Linked DNA regions of Mus musculus: region 2 is linked to region 1. A link is a loop called in an ENCODE intact Hi-C map of the cell type or tissue named here. Cell type or tissue: left cerebral cortex. All regions are shown on one strand. Links, peaks and the distances in the headings refer to the core of each region. The heading gives the core; the rest is flanking DNA. Region 1 has its middle 1.5 kb from the start of Limch1. Region 2 overlaps Limch1 (LIM and calponin homology domains 1).

The links. A loop is a pair of places that touch in the nucleus more often than their neighbours do. Peaks named below come from ENCODE experiments on the same cell type or tissue, not always from the same donor. Only the 100,000 strongest peaks of a DNase experiment are listed, where the experiment ranks them.
Region 2: it touches region 1 in a loop (1.9-fold over the local background); 1 of 42 quality-filtered maps calls a loop at or near these places.

The regions. Positions count from the first base shown.
Region 1 is chr5:66,742,944-66,745,756 of GRCm38, reverse strand. No RefSeq gene overlaps it. Among named protein-coding and RNA genes, the nearest start is that of Limch1, 1.5 kb to the left of the region's middle. In left cerebral cortex, for the core only: a CTCF peak has its summit at 992; no DNase peak of the experiment used is centred there; H3K4me3 peaks cover 438 bases; H3K27ac peaks cover 409 bases.
Region 2 is chr5:66,978,080-66,980,892 of GRCm38, reverse strand. All of the region lies in intron 8 of Limch1 (LIM and calponin homology domains 1), which reads right to left. Among named protein-coding and RNA genes, the nearest start is that of Gm33040, 20 kb to the left of the region's middle. In left cerebral cortex, for the core only: no CTCF peak of the experiment used is centred there; DNase peaks (open chromatin) are centred at 878 and 1,201; H3K27ac peaks cover 866 bases.

The DNA of each region.
Region 1 (2,813 bases), core at 27-2,526:
ACTGCCGGAGGACACCGTGGCCACCTCAGCCAGTGGCGCCCGGGCCCGCCGCTTCGTCCCCTCCCCCAACTAAAAATAACCTGCCAGGAGCTCCGGGCGTCCTTCCCGGGCTCATGCAAGGACCGTGGGAGGAACACGGCCCGCCACCCCGCTTGTCCTGCCTCCGGCCGGCTACTTTGGGTAGCAGGTCGAGCTGCACCTTGGGTGAAGCTGGGCGGGGAAACAGCACTACTGCGGCAGAACTGGAGGACTGACTGGCACCTGCTGTCCCTCCCAGCTACAGACCTGAGGCCTAGAGCTGCAGCTCCGGACCCAGCACTCTAAGGTGTTCACAAGGCAACCGCCAGATCTTTCTGTTAAAAGGGGAGGGACTCCCCGCAAGCTACCTGGGCCTTAGCCTGTTGACTCATTCACAGGATTTATTCAGCTCTTATTATTCTCCAACCACCAAGCTAGGAACCTAGGACTGCCGGATTGGGAATGGGGGGTGGGGTGGGGGCAGGGAGGGATAAAACAAAAACAAACAAACAAACAAACAAACAAAAACTCCTAAAATGTGTGCTGGTTAGTTTTATGTCAAGTTGACACATGTTAGAATTATCTGAAACAAGGGAACCTTAACTGAGAAAATGCGAGGGAGAGCCTAGCCCATTGTGGGTGGCACCATCCCTAGGCTGGTGGTCCTGGATTCTATAAGAAAGTAGGCTGTGCAAGCCATGAAGAGCAAGCTAGCAAGCAGCACCCTTCTATGGCCTCTGCATCAGCTCCTGCCCTGCTTGAATTCCTGTCCTAATTTCCTTTGATTAGGAACAGCGAGATAGGGAAATGTAAGCCAATACCCTTTCCTCCCCCGTTGCTTTGATAATGGTGTTTCATCACAGCAAGACACAATTCTAAGAACTTGCCTTCAAGATACGTACACTTAGACTGGGATATAGCTCAGTTGGTAGAACGCTTACCCAGCATGCAGCTCACCCTGCTTTCTGTCCCCAGCGTCATGTCCTTGGAAGTACAAGCTCATAATCCCAGCACTCACTAGGTGCAAGCAGAAGATCAGAAATTCAAAGTCATCCATTGCACAAGCCAACTTGAGCTATATGAGACACCGTTCTCTGTATGTATTTCTCTAGATATTCACAATACCGATATTCACACTGGGGAGCAGACAATAAACATGGGAATCAAAAGATGTTGTAGAATGAGCTATCTGGTAAGAGATGGCCTGTGTTGAGGAGAGAAGGTGCCAGTTGATTTTTAATAAGCTGCTCATGTTGCTCTTGAAATGGCTGCACCAGTGCATTTGGGAGGCAAGCATGCTGGGAGAGGCCTGGAGGAGGGACAAGTGGAGAAGGAAACTGGGTATTTACGCTGGTGTCTCCCTGAGGATTGACTGACACCACCACTCTAAAGCAACATATGTCTTCTTTCCTTGGGTCCTGTCTCCTCTTGACCCATTCCTCCCTTCAGGCCCAGGAATGCTAAACCCCCCTGGTTTCCCACCTTTGCCCACTTCCTTCTATCACCCCTTAGTTTTGCTCAGTCACTTCATCTGTGGCTCAGTAAGCTCAGGGTGTTGTGACAAACCTTTCCTGGGAAGACACAACCCACATGTCTACTTACACTAGGCATGGATCCTGTGGCAGATGAGATACAAGTCCAACTTGGTGAACAATGAGTTTCATTGGGTTACTTAGAGGAACGTGGGTGAGACGTTACTTACAGTCGCAGAAAGGACTCAAAGACAACTGCATCACTAAAGCTCACCCCAGCATGGGTGACAGCTCACAAAGCTGGGAACCTGGAGCTCACAGCACAGCCTGCAGGAAGCTCAACGGGTGAAGAGTACCCTTTCCAGGTGCCTCAGTTGGTCTAAACTTCTTCCAGGCAGCTCTGCTGGCCCTTGCTTCTTCTAGGCAGCTGGTCTGGTCTGATTCTTCTTTGCAGCTCAGCTTGTTGGAGAGTCTTCTTTGTTGCTTGGCTCTGCTCTTCTTAGGGGATACTCAGTGTTTATTGCTTACTCTGTCAGGTCAGGGCCTGGTGAATCTGGTCAGTTTCAGGGACTTCCTGAAGCTACTTTGAGTTGGTTACCTTCCTGCTTAAAGAGCTTCCCTGCAGGATGTAATATTGCAATCTCAGAGGAAACTTTTATGCAATACAATGTTCTTGATTGACACAAAGCCAGTGGATCTATCTCTCTGAATGGCTGCTGGTAAGAGGTCATTGAGGGTGACTAGAGGTAGGCAGGTATTTACCATAGCTAAATCTGTCATCTGTTAATAGTCTGAATTCAGTTTGGGTAGAATTCTGCCACTATAACACAGAGATATAACCCAAAACAGGCTTGAAACACAGTTCTCTGTTTGGGAGCCAGATGACTTACAGTGTATAAACTTTGAAAACTACTTATATGGCATTTGAATGGAGCAAAGCATAGGTCTCATTGCAATACAAATAGGTAACCAACCCAAACTTTATTCTAGTCCTGTTCCCATTGATATGAGAAATCCGGGGACATGAGGAAGCTAGGACATAGACTCAGACAGCCTTTCTCTAGGCCTGCTATAACAGCATGATCAACTTCCTTTCCACCCCTGTTCAGACCACCTTACATTAGTGCCTCAAGCCATCCAGCAGCATCATGGTGACTAAATACAAAAAAGACAGAATCATTTAGTCCCTAGTTAGTGCTAAATACAGGCCAGTTGACCCTTGCATCCTGCCATCCAAAACAGAGGGAGGGGAAGATATGCCAACCCAGAGCTCAAGAGGGTCACTAGCGGCAAAGAGCTAAGGGAATGCACTCCAAAGAGAAT
Region 2 (2,813 bases), core at 123-2,622, 240 kb before region 1:
CTGTTACTATGAGTAATTCTTGCTCATTGTATGAATTCTTTAAATTGAGAGCTTTGTGGCCATCTCTGAGAGATGAAAAATGATGTAGATTATTGGCTGGCACTACTGACCATGAAGTAAAAAATGCATTGAAGGCAGATATGTAGAAGAATAGTCACAAGTATACACTTACCAAAAAGATTTCAATGACTTCTATTCTGAGTTACTTATTCCTTAAAAACAGCCTATTGCTAAACTCTGGTATATTTTTATTTTTTTTCAATAACCACAAATCTGAGCAGCTAATATGTAGACTGGTGACCATGAGAACTCTACAAACCAGGAATTACGGTGTCCATTTTGCATAGAATAGTAAGGTTCTTAGTTCAAGTTTTATGAACTTAGCTAAATGACTTTAAGTGTACATAAGCAGCAGAGCCAGGCTGTTTAGACTTGCATCTACTGGTAGGGTTGCAATTGATGGGTGGACACGTTTTACTAGAAGGAATATAACCCATTTGTAATTTAAAATGCAGAACCCTGGTGGGACCTGAGGGTACTTGGGAGGCTGAGTCAGGAAGATCACAAGGTCAAGATCTGCTGAGGCTACAGAGAAATGCAGAGCCAGTTTATAACCTGGCAACCCTGCCAGCCTCATGTTAAAAAAAAAAATGGAAAGAAGGAAAAGAAAAAGGACAGGAGAGATTAAGGACCCAGTGCATGGGATAGGGCAGAGAAAATGTTTGTTTTAGCCTGTCTAAGGTTTCTTTATATTTTTCGAAGCATATGAGTCATGGTTAAAACTAACGAATGGAGGAGGAGAGCTGGGGAGTGAGCTCTGTAGCTGAGCCCTTGCTGCACAAGCAAGAGGACCTGGCTTTAAGTGTGCCGCGCCGCCTTAAGGGGAAGTGACTATACACTTGCCTTTAAGTGGGAGCTACGCTAACTCAGTGCTGGGGTGAGGGGCAGAGACAGGGGGCACCAATACAATACACACGATATTCTCCTCTGGCCTCAGCATGCTTAAGAGCACACACACACACACACACACACACACACACACACACACACACACACACACACTATAAATATACTAAGGGAGAGCTGGCATCCCCTTTCACCCCCTTCTACTTGGCAATGAGTAGCCAGCTTGGCTTGGCAGTGAGTTGGTTCTATTCAAAGAAACTGGGCTCTCCAGAAAGGCCTGTTCGTTCTCTTGGGAACGTCACGGGCAACATCAGAAACCTCCCCGTTACCCTGTCTCCAGGCACGGCAGACACATCCAGAGTCACCCGGGTCATGCCTGTCTGGTCTCTAGACTGGGGGATCTGATGAAAGAAGCAGGGAGCCAGCATCTGGTAGAGAGGGACAGAAGAGTATGTGGCTGGCACCGGGCTACATCTGCTCTCCCTCTGAAGATTTCTAAAATGTCGATTGTCCCCTGGAGAGTTGTCTCTCCTCTGTCATTAATTACTACGTGGTCGGGAACGTCCACAGACTAGCAGGATCAGTGAGTGATGAAACACATGCAAATAATTAGGAAAGAAGTACAGTCACGTGAAACCTAGAATCCAGTTACAAAATTCACTTCTCCAATGGGAAACACCAAATAAGAGAACACAAATCTCCATGGTATTTTAATTTAAGGGGAAGTGAATCTTGGTTCTTATTTTACCCTCTTTTAAAAAAAAATCTGGCTTCTTTTGCAGAATCTTATGGGGGAGGCTTAATTAAGTTAACATGGTCATAAAATAAAATAGAACAAAAAGCAGTTTATATACTTTTTAAAAATTTCTATGGAAACTCTAATAAATATTAACTGCCACACATTTATGGAGAAGTCCTACGTTCTGTTCCTTGATGCTTAGATAACCTCCTGATTTATTTTTTCACAAGTAGTGTGGATCCTATAGGCTTCTAACATCATGTGTACATGCCTGTACCTTTGCTCTGTGTGCACATTGGCTTAAAAGTAATGCAACTAGGCATGTGGGGATCCCAGGGAAGGAGACAGAAATGTGGCCTGGCTTTAAAGGTTGGCCCCTCCCGTTACTGTGTATGCCCCTTTCTTGTACAGCACTTCCTGGACAAACAGTCTTTCCCAATTGAGACACTGCCCCTTTATCTTCTAGCTAGGTCCAAAACTATGACAGCCAGAATCCATCTGGATGTCAAACAAGAGACTTGGGGTCAAAGGCTTTGAGAGACATTGGTGTAGTTCAGTGATTTATAGTCTTACTTTCCACACAAGGGGAGTCCTTGGGTTTTTGTTTTTTGCTTTTTGTTTGTTTTTGTTTTTCCTTCATGATTTGCATTTCATTCCAGTTAAGCAACTTTCTGCCACATTAAAAACAGAACCTTAAGTGTGGGTAAACGTAGAATGACTGTCAAGACTACTGTGCCTTGTAACAAAGTTAAGTGACAAAATGTAGGTATGCTGGGCTGGTGGCATGTGCATGTGGCATGTGTATGTGGCATGTGCATGTAGCAGGTGCATGTGGTATGTGTGTGCATGTGTATGTGGCATGTGCATGTGGCAGGTTCATGTGGTATGTGTGTGCATGTGTATGTGGCATGTGCATGTGTATGTGCCATGTGTGTGTTTCATATGTATGTGGCATGGTGGATGTGCTTTTAGGAGTGAACTAGAAACTGAGAACTTGTCTGCCAAATGAGCTTGTCATGGTGACTAGAAGAGATACACGGTGTTGCTATTGGGGACAGTCTCTAGGAATATTTATAGCTGTTTATCAACATGATTTTAAATACAATACTGTGTGAGAAAGTCTGAGGTGTGGTGACATTAACAAACCTGCACACTTCTGCTTCGTAGT